Linked DNA regions of Homo sapiens: region 2 is linked to region 1. A link is a contact called in ENCODE Hi-C data. All regions are on one chromosome and are shown on one strand. The core of a region is the stretch at or near the end of the contact, and the rest is flanking DNA. Distances in the headings are between cores, read along the strand shown.

What was found. A loop is a pair of places that touch in the nucleus more often than their neighbours do. Pooled maps may share reads with other maps.
Region 2: a map of HCT116 shows a loop between it and region 1 (10-fold over the local background). The contact joins two enhancer-like sites. A Hi-C loop is called at or near these places in 22 of 168 maps with a recorded cell type or tissue (Caco-2, Calu3, GM12878 and 17 more), 25 of 37 single-sample maps with no recorded cell type and 29 of 50 pooled maps.

Annotation. Positions count from the first base shown.
Region 1 is chr7:47,084,328-47,090,581 of GRCh38, reverse strand. No RefSeq gene overlaps it. Among named protein-coding and RNA genes, the nearest start is that of SNORD151, 380 kb to the left of the region's middle. Within about 2 kb of position 1,646, at least 2 of the 41 ENCODE cell types and tissues checked have a DNase peak (open chromatin) inside an H3K27ac peak, as active enhancers do.
Region 2 is chr7:47,180,178-47,186,869 of GRCh38, reverse strand. No RefSeq gene overlaps it. Among named protein-coding and RNA genes, the nearest start is that of SNORD151, 280 kb to the left of the region's middle. Within about 2 kb of position 5,074, at least 6 of the 41 ENCODE cell types and tissues checked have a DNase peak (open chromatin) inside an H3K27ac peak, as active enhancers do.

The DNA.
Region 1 (6,254 bases), core at 397-2,896:
TTGGTGAGTGGGCCATGGAGAAGAGAAGGGAAGGAGAGGAAAGATTATACAGCCCTGGGAAACTGTCATGGTTTGGGAGAGGAGGAGGAAAAACAACAATAAAGGGCAGTGAGCAGTTTGTGGCCAGAGGTTCAGGGACATCCAGAACCATTGCATGTCTGGGGAACCAAGAGAGGGCCATTATATGAAAGGAACAGGTGTGGGAGCCCCAGCCAGGGGATGGGCAAGAAGGGGCTGGGAGAAGATGTGGGGCTGGGGTAAGCCTGCTGAAGGCATTTCCACTCTGCCTTTTTCTGGGGCCCTGAGGGGACTCGCTCTTGGCCTGCGGCTATACTGTGGGATGTCTCTGTCCCACCACAGTGTGTGCCTGTGAGTGAGGCTCAGCCTTACTCTTCTCAGTCTCCTGCACCTGACTTACACCTCCTTTCAGGAAATGACAATGAGGACATAGAGGTGTTTGTTACGGATCAATTTCAAGTAGAACCATAACCCAAAGGGGCAGCACTCTCACAGAATGATCGACTTCAGCCAAGGGACAAAAGGGTGTTTGCTCATAGTGGAAAAGGAGAGAGAGAAACTAAAAATTAGGAGCGGGAAGTAAGACTAAGTGCAAAATCCCTGAGAGATTCTAGGTGAGCTGGCCATCCATTTAGGAAGAGATGGGCTGTAGGAGTAAAGTCTCATCACTGAGGAAGGTGCCTGGGTAGGTAGTGCAGGAGGAACGTAACCTGTATCTTAACCAATCAGCACTTTGAAATCACAAAATTCAGAACTCCCTGAATTCTGGATCCAGCCAGGACTGGATCCTTTCATGGGTTGAAAGGCTCATTCTAGTCACTGGAGCTTATGGAAAACTAAAGAGTATTTTTATCATGAATATTCCATTTTTGACATCTGTTAAGTATTAGGAATATCTTAGACACTGCGCAGAACACGAACTGAACACTCTTGGCAGGGGCTGCTGGTGAGTGTGCTCTTAGGTAAAGTAAGCGGACACAGACCCCCTGTTCAAGAGAGGAAACCATGGCTGTGTCATCAAATGGGCCGCCCTGGGAGACACCTGAGCAGTCAGGACACACCCAGAGTTGTGCCTTCAGGGTTTTATCGTCTTTTCACATCACTTTTTCCTATTATCGTGTCATGCGTTCCCATTTTGCCAGTGAAGAGTATGAGCCTCAGAGAATTTATGTGCCATTTACCTGGTAAGTAACCAAGTTGGAATCAGAATGAGGAAATGCAGGGAAAATTTAAATTTCATTCCTTCATATCACAAATATCTCTTGACATGTGTTTAATTAAAGTAACGAACTGAGATTTACTCCATGGGGAAACTGTAGTCTCAATAAAGGCACTTGGGCAACTCCAACTCCTTGACTTCTGGTAGTTTACATTCTTGATGTGATTTTTGTATATATTTAGGAGGCTAAAGAGGCCAAAACCAAAAATGCAATCTTTTCTATGTATTGTTTAAAAGTGAATAAAAAGTATTCCTTAATTTGCTTTATTAGAAAAGTATTTCTTTTAAAATTCCTGATCCTTTATGCATTAGGGCGAAGGGTGAGATTTGCACCTTGTCACCACTAGATGGCAACATCTGAGCGTAGAGTTCAGGCTCAGCGCGGTGGGCACCAACATTCCACAGGGCGCCTGACATGCGGCCTGGGATGGCGCCTCAGAAGGTTGGGCCAGCCAGCCAGCAAGCACCTGTTCCCTGATCCTAAAATAAACCATGGCGGGTCAAAACTCCTAATTGGTTCTATACACCTCTGAAGCCCAGCTCTCCTCGCATTCCACCCTGCTTGAAAAACTAGCAATGGCTCCCTCCAAAGACTAATGTCACCTATCGTCCCCAGATAGAGATTTGATCAATCCTTATTTCTTGACTTTTTCTGTGCCCTGTGTTGGGGAGTGTGGTGTGTCCAGGCCCATCAGAGCTGGCCAGCCAGCCTGGTAGAGGGGTATTGCTCATGGCCATAGAGCCACTGAGCAGGACAGCTGGCCAGCACCCTGGACGACTGAGGATTCTGTCCACAGACACAGACTCATCCACAGAGCTTGTGAGCCATGTAGGACATTTATCCGTGTGCTTTTGGCTGAGTGCAGACATCCAGAGGGTCAACCAAATGGATTGCTTCAAGCAGGTGGCAGCGTGCCTTCCCCGGCATGCTGAGCTGCTGGCCTTCTCCCCACCTCAATTCATTCCTTGCCTGCCCACTACCAGACACATTTAACCTATACCTCTTTGCCACTGTTTCCTCACAGTTGGGCACAGCATTTGGCACAGCTGCTGGAGGAGTCTCCCTGGCCTTTCTGCCCTGAAGAAATCACTCCTGAGCTGTGTGGCTGGGCTCAGGGCCTTGGACTCTGCAGCTGGGATCTCTGGGTGGGATTCAGGCACATGCCTTGAAGCACCCAAGTTAGCAGCAGTCGTTGAGGTGTTTGTTAGTCTATGAACCTTTCCAGTACCCACTCCCTCAGTGGCTCACTGTTCCAGAGACTGCACCACATCCTGGCTATGTGATGTGAATGTCTGATTCATGCCTTCCAGGGCAAACAATCAAGTCAGAGGAAGAGGCAGAGAGATTCTAACATGAATATAAGGGTTGAAGTCCACGGGAGGTGGGGAGGCAGAGGGAGGATGATTGCTCCATCTGGGACTTGGGGAAAGGTGCAATTTGGTAGATAGAAGGACCTACAGGCATCCACCAGGCTTGAGAGAAGGTCCACGCACCCCCTCTTTCTCCTTCTTCAGAATTTCTTCTGGCTTGTGGGGCCTACCTCCTTCTACAGAAGTTGGATTGAGAAGGGTGGGGCTGTGCTCCTCCTGAGTGTGAGGAGATCCAGAAACCTGGTCCTTAGGCAAATGTCTAGGTCTTTCTTCACTTACATGAGGCCTGAGCTACTTCCCCTTGGGAGGAGGTGTGGCATTGCTCCCTCTCTTTGGCCTGGAGCAGGTAGCCTCATCTGGCTGTTCCCTGGGAACCTGGTACGTTCGCTTTCCACAGTGCCCTTCCCACACTGGCCTTGGTTCACATATGGGTAATCCAGGATCTAGCTATGGGTTGGGAAGGAGTCGGGCTGTGTAGTCATTGGCTGCTTTGGTTCTAAGTTTCAGGTCTTTCAGCTAGATGGAGTTCTCTCCAATGGCTCCAGCGAGGGCTGGGAAGACAAAATCTAATAAAATAAAGCCTGTCTCTTTGCTCCGCCTTCTCTCTATGAATGTCAGCATGTTATGAGTCTAATAGTCTACTTGGCAAATCATTCTTTCTTCTTTTATATAGTATGCAATTTCAAAGAAAATTTGTATTTGTTTGTAGTCTTGAGTTCAAACCTTTTAAATTTTTAGATGGCCAGAAAATTAATTAGATAGGCATGAACTTCAGTGTTTTGTTGGATGGCTGACGGTTACGAAGCTGTTAAAGGATCTTCACATGCTTTTGTTTTCTGTTCTGACTCTGTATCAATTCTTTTGAACAGCAATTAGATGACAATTAAAGAATCCTAATGGGAAGAGATCTCTCAAATGTCTGGTTCTGTTTTGCTTTGTTTTGTTTTCCCTGCACTCTATCTCTAGTGTCTCAGTTTGTTTAGGCTGCTATAAAATACCATAGACTGAGTGGCTTCTAAACAATAGAAAATATATTTTTTACAGATCAGGAGGCTGCAAAATCCAAGATCAAAGCCCTGGCAGATTTGGTGTCTGGTGGGAGCTCACTTCCTGGTTCACAGAGGGTGCCTTACCTTGGTGTCTTCACATGGTGGAAGAGATGAGGGAGCTCCCTGGGGCTCCTTGATAAGGGCGCTGATCCCATCATGAGGCCTCTCCTGTCCCCTACCCCGATCTGATCACCTCCCAAAGGCCCCACCTCTAATACTGTCACTTTGGGGGTTATTTCAATGTATGAATTTTGGGGATATGAACATTCAGACCACAGCACCTACCAAATGTAATGTGAGGCAGCATCAAAGTGCTCATGATTGCAAGTTTTCTGCTCAAAAGTGGGACATTCCTAATTGCCAGAAGAGCTTGGACCATCCCCAGAATAGGCATCACTCCCTGGGTAGGTGGAAAAACACAGAGGGTCTTGCCCACAGCTAACGGATGAGTTCTCTGAGGGATTCCGGTGGACTGTTTCAAGGCAGCGTTTTAAATCCTTTCTCAAGAAAGGAAATTGTGGGACCCTGGGGAAATCTCGTTACACATTTCTTTTGCCCTATTTGAAATATGAAGTGATGAGTTTTTCTGTAATCTTTCTATGGAGGCACCTATATCCAAAAGGACAAACAAGCAAGACTTGTAAATAAAGAAAGTTCAAGCAGCAGGTTTCCACTGTTACTCCTTTTTGTTCAATGAAAATATGCAGCCAGTCTTGCAGGAGTAGGTGCTAGAACCTCTACAGGCCTTGTTAATATCTAATCCCTTCATTCTACCTTCTCCCCTGAGATGGAAAAATCCCTATGTTGGTCATGTTCAGGATTTCAGGTTCTACTTTACATAGTTTTAATTTTAATAGACTTAGTAAAAATAACTGCAAGCTTGTGCTATGTACAAACACAATTTGTATGAATGAGTCAAGGAATCATTGCACATAACCCAAGAGGAGTTTCTGCAGGCAAGCAGAATTCACAGGGCTCGTGGCAATCAGGAAGGACTGAGGAGGCTCTCATGGAGTGGAGGGATTTGGGATTAAGGCTGTGAAGTCCAGTTTCACTCTACCTTTACTATGTAAGTACTCTTGGAAAATGTACCAAGCATCAGTTTGTTATCTGCACAGAGAAGGTAATTCTAACAAAAATATCAATTTAAACAACCACAGCTTTTGTGCACTGACTACTTCTCAAGGACTCACTAACTTATTTATTGTAACACAAGAAGTAGATGAGTCAGTGGGGAGGAAATGGGGCTTGAACTCAAAGTGCCTCTATCTCAAAGAGTAATTTGAATATTTTCCATGTTCATGGAAGCAGCTATAGGGAGGTGTGAAAATCTATCTGTGAAGAGCAAGCACTTCTTGAGAAGAATGGGATCCACATGAAAAAACAGACTCTCATGGTGTTCATGAAATTGAACAAAGACCATGCTATACACAGCAGGACTAGATTGTAAATCAAACAACCAGAGAGTCTCTTGTAAAGAAACATACTGAAAAGTGAAATCATGTTGCATGATGAACAACAAACCATCACTTGTACTAAATGCCAGTATTCAGGATATGGGGAAACTTCAGGACATGGGAAAAATAAAATCCTTTTAGCCAAAAGGGCAGTATAGGCCAAAGGAAAAAGGAAGACCATATAAAAATGAGTTCAGAAAACTAACTTTGAATAAGGGCCCAGAAGAAACTGGAATTCCACTGTAGGTGTGCCAAAGGGAGGGATTGACATTTACAGTCTAAGATATATGAAAATGTTTAATCTTTCATGAATCTTGTAATTTTGTCGAGCTCCACACTCTTCCCACAAGGTTCCAACATAGAAGATGGCAGTTGGTTATGTTTTTTAACTTCTGAATTTTACCTGTAAAATATATTCTAACTTGGGAGTCTTTGTCTTAGTAGGCCATGTAAATCTTTTCATTCTTTTTAGAGACAGTATGTGTGGACATACCTACACTACTGATGGACACTGAGGTTTCTTATAGTTTGACTTCCATAATATAACCTCCTTGTGCATATCTCTAACAGGGAATGCGTGTTTGTGTTGGACCTAATGCCTAGAAGCTCAATTATTGAGTTAATGATAATGTGTATTTTGATAGGTCTTGCCAATTTGCTGTTCTAGTAATTTTTGATAATTTCTACTTTAATTAAAATATATAAGTATACATTCCCACCATGGATTAATATTATCAATCACTTAAATTTTTGTGGCCAGGTGCGGTGGCTCATGCCTGTAATCCCAGCACTTTGGGAGGCTGAGGCGGGTGGATCACGAGGTCAAGAGATTGAGATCATTCTGGCCAACATGGTGAAACCCTATCTCTACCAAAAATACAAAAATTAGCTGGGTGTGGTGGGGTGCGCCTGTAGTCCGAGCTACTCGGGAGGCTGAGGCAGGAGAATTGCTTGAACCCGGGAGGCGGAGGTTGCAGTGAACCGAGATTGCACTACTGCACTCTAGCCTGGCTACAGAGTGAAACTCCATCTCAAAAAAAAATTATTTTTTTGCATATCTGAGGGAAAAATTTTCGTTTTTATTTTAATCTACATATTTCTAATTATAAACAAGATAGAGATTATGTTTTATGCTTATTT
Region 2 (6,692 bases), core at 3,825-6,324, 93 kb before region 1:
AAGTCAGGGGGCTTGACAGCAATAAGGCAAGAAATGCACATAGATATTGTGATGCTTGAAGGTTCACAGTTGGATTTTTATTCTTTTGGCTTGGAGCTGTTTCGTGTGTTAAAATACATCAAGAATGTGGTATGCACACATTTACATCTCTGGAATAATGAATCAATGGGATCCTATTTTGAAGCAATATTTGATGGGTTTAGGGGTTAAGTGGAACTGAAGTATCGTGGGTGGTGTCCTCCTGAAAGTAGACACAGACAGAGAGCTAGGTGTACAGAAGGCATACTGGGGAGGAACCTCAGTGCCTGGAGGAGAGGAGGAAGTGAAACTGGGCAAAAAGAGCCACCAGGCAGCTCTTCGGACCTCACTGCCAGCCCGTCTGCTAGCCCATCTCAGCTGCCTCTGAGGGTGGGGAGGGTCAGGCCATGGGCCCCTGACTATCTCAGTCCTGGGCCAGTGGCTGCTCAGGAAGCGTGTGCTTGAATACAGAGGGGAAGTTGAGAAGATCAGCAGAGGAGGCTGCCAGGCGGCCATGGTCCTGCAGCTAGCTGGGCCACAAGTCCTTCTCTTCATGGGTCTGAGTAGCGCATCTCTGTGGATGACTCCTGTGGGATGCAGCAGGCTGAAGACGTTGCAGAAAAGAAGGAGGAAGGTAAACGGGATTCTGCACATTGTCACCTCCATGTTCAGACATTGCCTCTGATGAAATACCTTACTCATCTCCCCCTCAAAATTCTTTGAGAGTTCTGTGTCCATGACAAGCTCTCAGAGAGCCTAGTCGTTCTACGAGTGATGTCTGTGCTTCAGGGGCACCTTCCAGAAATGAACCATACAGTAGATGCCCAGTGCACACAGGCTGACAAGGAAGCTGTCAGGCAAGGCCCTGAGAAGGGAAGGGGCTGATGGCAGAAGTTGATCCGTGGCCTCCTGAAACCCGGAGTCATGAGGAGAATCAGACTCGGAGTGAGGAGCTGATGGTGACAGAGAGCAAGGAACAGTGGGTTCCAGCAGAGCACCGGCTTCTGAATGTCATCCTGCAGGCCCTGAGATGGGCAGTTCTGTCCATAAAAAAGAGGAATTTTATGTGTGCCTCATAATGCAACAGAAGAGGAATAAAATGTGCATTTTTTAAAAGTTGAGGTAAGTGTGTCTTGATGGGATTCTCTTGTGTGTCTTGATGGAATGTCCTTCCACCAGTAATAGCCCAGGACCTTCCAAAGCCCACTTTCAGTGGAGTCCACTCCGGGAGCCGTTACCCTCCTCCAGGAGCCTGTGGCCTTGCCTCTTGGATCCCCCAGACCCCAGAGCTCCTCTCATCCAGGCCCAGGCCACTGGCTTTTAATCTGTAGGCTTTGTGTCTTGGGCTTCCTTCCTTTCCTGAAACAAGTGTCCTCCCAGAGCCTGGCCCAGAGGAGCAAATCATTGTCAACAAAATGCTCAGTGGCCGGCCATAGGAGCTGACTTCCATGAATCACAGCAGATAATTTAAAAATATCCTGGCAGTTAAGTTTGATATGTCGAGCTCAGGAGACTCTCTGAAAGGTTACCCAAGTTTCTCCAACTTTCATGCCAGAAAACATTCTGAGTGCCAAGAATATGAACTCGAATAGAGCAACACAAGTACTAAGTAAAAATGGCAAATGGGGCTAAAAGGTAAAATAATCTCTGTGTAACAGAGCAAGATTGGGATTAGAGATCTGTATGCAGGTATAATTTCCATCCCTGTCCTTTAGTCTTTATTCTTAATTTCCTTCTTTTAGAAGGGGAAAATTAGTCATTGAGTCTTACGGATCTACTTATAGTGTGTTATGCTTATGTCAGGAATGTCGTAACATGAAGGACTCATTACTTTTGTATTTTTAATTCCCTAAATTGTGAAATGTCTTCTAAAGAGTAAAGACTATATAAACATATTGTACATTTTAAAGAATATTAATAATAATAATTAACGCAAATAATTCCTATAGAATTCCCCACACAATACCCTTAAATATCTCTGCACACCTTTCCCCAGGTGTTCTAGATGCCTCCTCCTCTCCCACCCCAGAGGACCCCTGCTTGGGATTTCATGTTAATCACATTCCTTTGCTTTATAGTCTAATCTCAGACATCCACTCTTCAAAACAATGCATTGCTTAGTTGCTTAGTGGAGCCTACTGTGAAATTTATGTACATGGAATTACAATGTGTCCACCATTCTGAAACTGACTTTTTATTCAGGCAATAGTATGTGTTTGAAACATTGTAACTTGTTGATGTAACTGTAGTTTATTAATTTCTCTGGTTTGGTCTTATGATTTTTCTTAAGCCTGCAGATGTGGTGAGTTCATTTACTGGTATTGCTCTATGATATTTCATGTGCGAAGAAGATACCACAACCTGTTTATTAATTGTACTCCCGAGGGAGTGCTGGCTGTTGCCTTCCCTCCTTGGTTTCCAGTGGGCAGAGAGCCATTCTGCACAGCTGGCCGTCTCCCAAGCACATGGGCACTTGTCTCTTTTGGGTGGAATGACTGTGTTGTAGAGTCTGTATATGCTCTGTTCTGTTAAATTTTGTCAAATTGATTTTCCAGGTGGTTGGGCCACGTTACCTTCCAGTTGGAAGTGTAGGGGGGTTTCCACTGCTCCACATCCTCACCAATGCTTGGTTTCTTATTTTTTATATTTTGCCAGTTTGATGGTTCAAAGGGGCACTGGATCGTGGTTCTAGTTTACATTTCTCTGGTACTGACGAGCCCCTTGGGGATAACTGGAGAGACGCTGAGTGACAGCGGTGGTCAGAACTGGATTCTGTAGGACGGGGTGGGGAGGAGTAGAAGGCTGCAGTGGCGGGGGGTGGGGCAGACGTGGGTCTGGCGCACATTCTTTCTGCTTTTTTCTCATTTGTATTGGTTCCAAGTTCAGTCTCAGAAGAATCACATCAATTCTGACTTGTAATTCTAGAGATCTCTATTTTCCAGAAATTTTCTATGAGAATCTTTGAAGCTTGAGGGCTGTGATTTTTCTCCAGGATGAAGGTTAAACCCTGTAAATGTGCAGAACGTTCTCCTAACAACCCATTCCAGTAAATGGTGCATGACAGGTGTGTAGGGCACTGTGGGTGAGGCTGAAGCATCACCCCAGATGCAGGGGTACATTCCTAGGAGCACAGACATGTGAACATGCTTCACCCTCCACATCTGACCCTGGGACTCACCCACTTCTCTCTACTCCCACTGCTCCCCTGGTCAGATGGCCCATTAGAAGGCTCAGGGAATGGTACCTTACTTTCATATAAAGCTGCCTTTACTGAATTTGCATATATTAATGATAGTATTCCAGCTTGACTGAAGCTGGGTGTGAGGTTTGTGTCTCATGGAATTGTTCTGGGAACTTCCCAGAAGGCATGTGAACTCTCTGACAACATTATAGGTACTCAATAAAGAGTAGCTAGTATCAATTTGCCATGTCTAATTGAACAAATACTATGACTAATTAACATGCTAAATGCAGGAGGTATGGTGATAAATAAAACAGTGCCTTGTCCCCTGAAGCTTACATTCTACTAGGGGAGACAGCTGCACACGTGAAACATATGAAGACATAAGGCAGTTTCAGATAGTGGCCCTTCCAACAGGGAGAGCCAGGTGGCAGAGTGAAAAGGAGAGGAGACAGAGCATTCCAGACAGAGGCAGAAATACCTGCAAATGCTCCCTGGTTATGAGCTCTGTGTGTTCTGGCAACAAGAGAAGTCAGGCAACTGCAGTGATGGTGAAGGTTAAAGGTCATAGAGATGTGAGGCTCCACCAATCCCAGGTGTGGGCCAAGGCACAGAGAGGGGAATGCTCTCTGTTTGTGTCTTATATCAGCATTTTGTGATAGGGTTCAAAGTTATACTCTCTGAGGGCTCCCACTTCCAGATCTAACAATACGGTAGATGCTGGGGAGGCTTAGGGTCTTCCTTGCTCCAACCCAGCCTGGGCAGGAAGAAACTTTTGATGCCTGCCATGGGGCAACATTAGCAGCCTCAGCTCACTCCAGCTCTTGTCCGGTATCTCTACTTGCATCCCATCAGTGGGACCCCAAACAGCTCTGGGGACCCCAGGGTGCAGGAACGATGCCCATCATCATGCTGGGCACCATGCTGTGCTATGGAGACCCTGTTGTCACAGAAGTAAACCATTGCCCAGTGGAGGAGGCCTACCCCTTTCCTCTTCCTGTACCATCACTCAGTGTCTGTGGTCCCCACCCCTGGCCTGGGGTTCCAGTGAGTCGTGGGTAATACTGGGCACACATTTATGAGTGTTTCTTACATGTGAATGCCATATGTGCCCCAGTGGAAAAAAAAATAAGGACTCATTTAAGTTTTTTATTATTTGGATCTTTTCCTGACACCTGAATGATGAGCATTGGAATGTTCTCACCAAATTTGTGTTATATAAGGACTACTTCTTGAATGTAAGATTTCAAAGGATGCTGAATTAGAACTTTGGCAATAGCAAAATACTTTTTTCCAAACCATCCCAAACTCTCCATGGATGGTGGCTTGTTTCCAATTTGGAATGGCTTCAGTTGAAGATGTTTTTTGCATTGGTCTTTGTGTTCACAGTCCCTGGTGAAGGGGCTGATAGGCTTAAAAGCAGCATTTGGGGAGAGAGAGAGACACACACAGAAGGAGAGAGGTAGGAGGGAGAGAGGCAGAGCGAGCAAGAGAGAGCTGTACTGTGTTCTTTCTCAGAAAGTACCTGGCAGGCTGGAAGCAGCTCATGTGCCAATATTTGAAAACTATAAATAGAGTCCTTTGGGATTGGCTTACATGAATTGGTAGGAATGCCAAGCTTGGGAAGCTGCTGGGGCATGGTGGGGGGAGAGCAGGGAACAGTGTGCTATTCCTAGGACAGGTAACGCCTCTCTTTAGTGTAGTGGGGAGGGCCCTAGGCGGACTGCAGAGAGGAGGAGCTGAGGTACAGGTGCACTGTCAGGTCAGACATGTGAGCAAGTTGGTGAGAAAATTCATTTGTTCAGCTTCATACTTGGGAAGCAGCTGTAGCATTCAGGGTGGGAATTCTCAGTCCTGCTGCAGCTGCAGCACTCAGGGAAGGACTCTGGGGCCGGGCTGGGACAGGGCTGAGCAGGGAGCTGGATTGAGGGAAGTTTGAAATCACGGATCTAGCTAACTCTTCTAATTTGATGATGGGGAGACTGAGGCTTGGCCCTTTGTTCTTTTTCCTGCACCACTGCCAATCTTTCATGGGGTAAAGACCAATTTTAATGCAGTTCACTGAGATTCTTCTGCCCATCTGTGGAGGAGGTTGGTTGGGGGGCCTGGACACAGGAAGACTGCCGTCCTCAGCTCCCCTAAAAGCCACTGCAGCACGGGATGCCTGGACTGGCTTCTCTCCAGCTTCATCTCAGAAGATAAAATGTCAAACTCAGAGCTATCCCACGCTTGTCAAAATGCGTCGCAAAGAAAACTCACGGAGACAAGCACCTAGGCATTTGCTAGTGTTCAATACTGTTCATTTGGTCCCAGCCTTAAGCCACATCATCAGAGTGCTCTGGGGACCACATGGCTTTCTTTTATTGCAGTACTTTTCCTGAATGCTCCTAAAATGTAATGTACATTGCAGGGACATTCTAAGACAGAGCCCTGTAAAATGCATGACTTTGCTCGCCATGAGGACATCGGTGAGGCTGTCCTTGACTACGCTACATCATGATCTCTGTATAAAGACCTCAGGGAGAAACCTCTGACCTCTCTTTGACTTGCTGTGTTTCTCCTTGGGCAGCCAGCTAACCTTTATACTGCAGACTCAGGAAATGGTGCCACTGATTCCGTGTCCCTTGATGCACTGGTTATACAATCTCACAGCCCAATATGCCCCCTCTTCTCTGCAAGTGCATGGTTATACCTACTTGTGGTCTTCATCCTTTTTTTTCCTTCCTGGCCATTGTGAGTCTGTCCATCTATGTGAGAGCTCTGGGTTCATCCTGAGCCATCCTGGTGAGGACGGAGAGTGTTTGGAGCTTAGGTCCCACCACCAACCTTCTTCCCTTTCTTTCTCTCTTTTTCTTCCTTGCGACCCTTCTAGCATCTCACTTCCTTCCTTGCCTAAGAATCTCATCCTCTAACTGCCTCTGACTCACTCTGGGATGATCAAGCATCTTTGGGATCTAATAGTCCAAGGTCCCAGTCCCAGTTCTATTGCTTATTACTTGGGTAACTCTGTATTTGTGGTTTAGCCTCGCTGAGCCTTAACTTTCTGCCAAATGAGGTAGACATAACCCTACTGAGGGCTAACACAGGGGAAAGCCGTAACCATGGCTGATCCATTATGGTTGCATCAGAAAAGCCAATTTCCTTGTCAATCAATGCCAAAAGCACTCCCTTCTGCATTAATCAGACCCCATCTGCCCTGCAATTTGTTTCTTAGAATTCAGAACAAAACAAAACGAAGCACAGAAGCCTCTGGCCATCCCCTTCATCCAGCAGATGGCAGTCTCTGATCAGGAATCTCTTGGCCTAGCTGCCATGGGAAACTGCTGCCCTATAGAGGATTTGTCCAAGAAAACCCAAATAAAGAAATATTATATATTATTTTCTACGAAGAACTTGTGTAATGAAGAGGAAACACTTTCTCCCAAGCAACTGATGTGGATTTCTCTTAGGTTTCTGCAAAATGCAGGTGATAACCCTTGAGGTCGCACGCTTT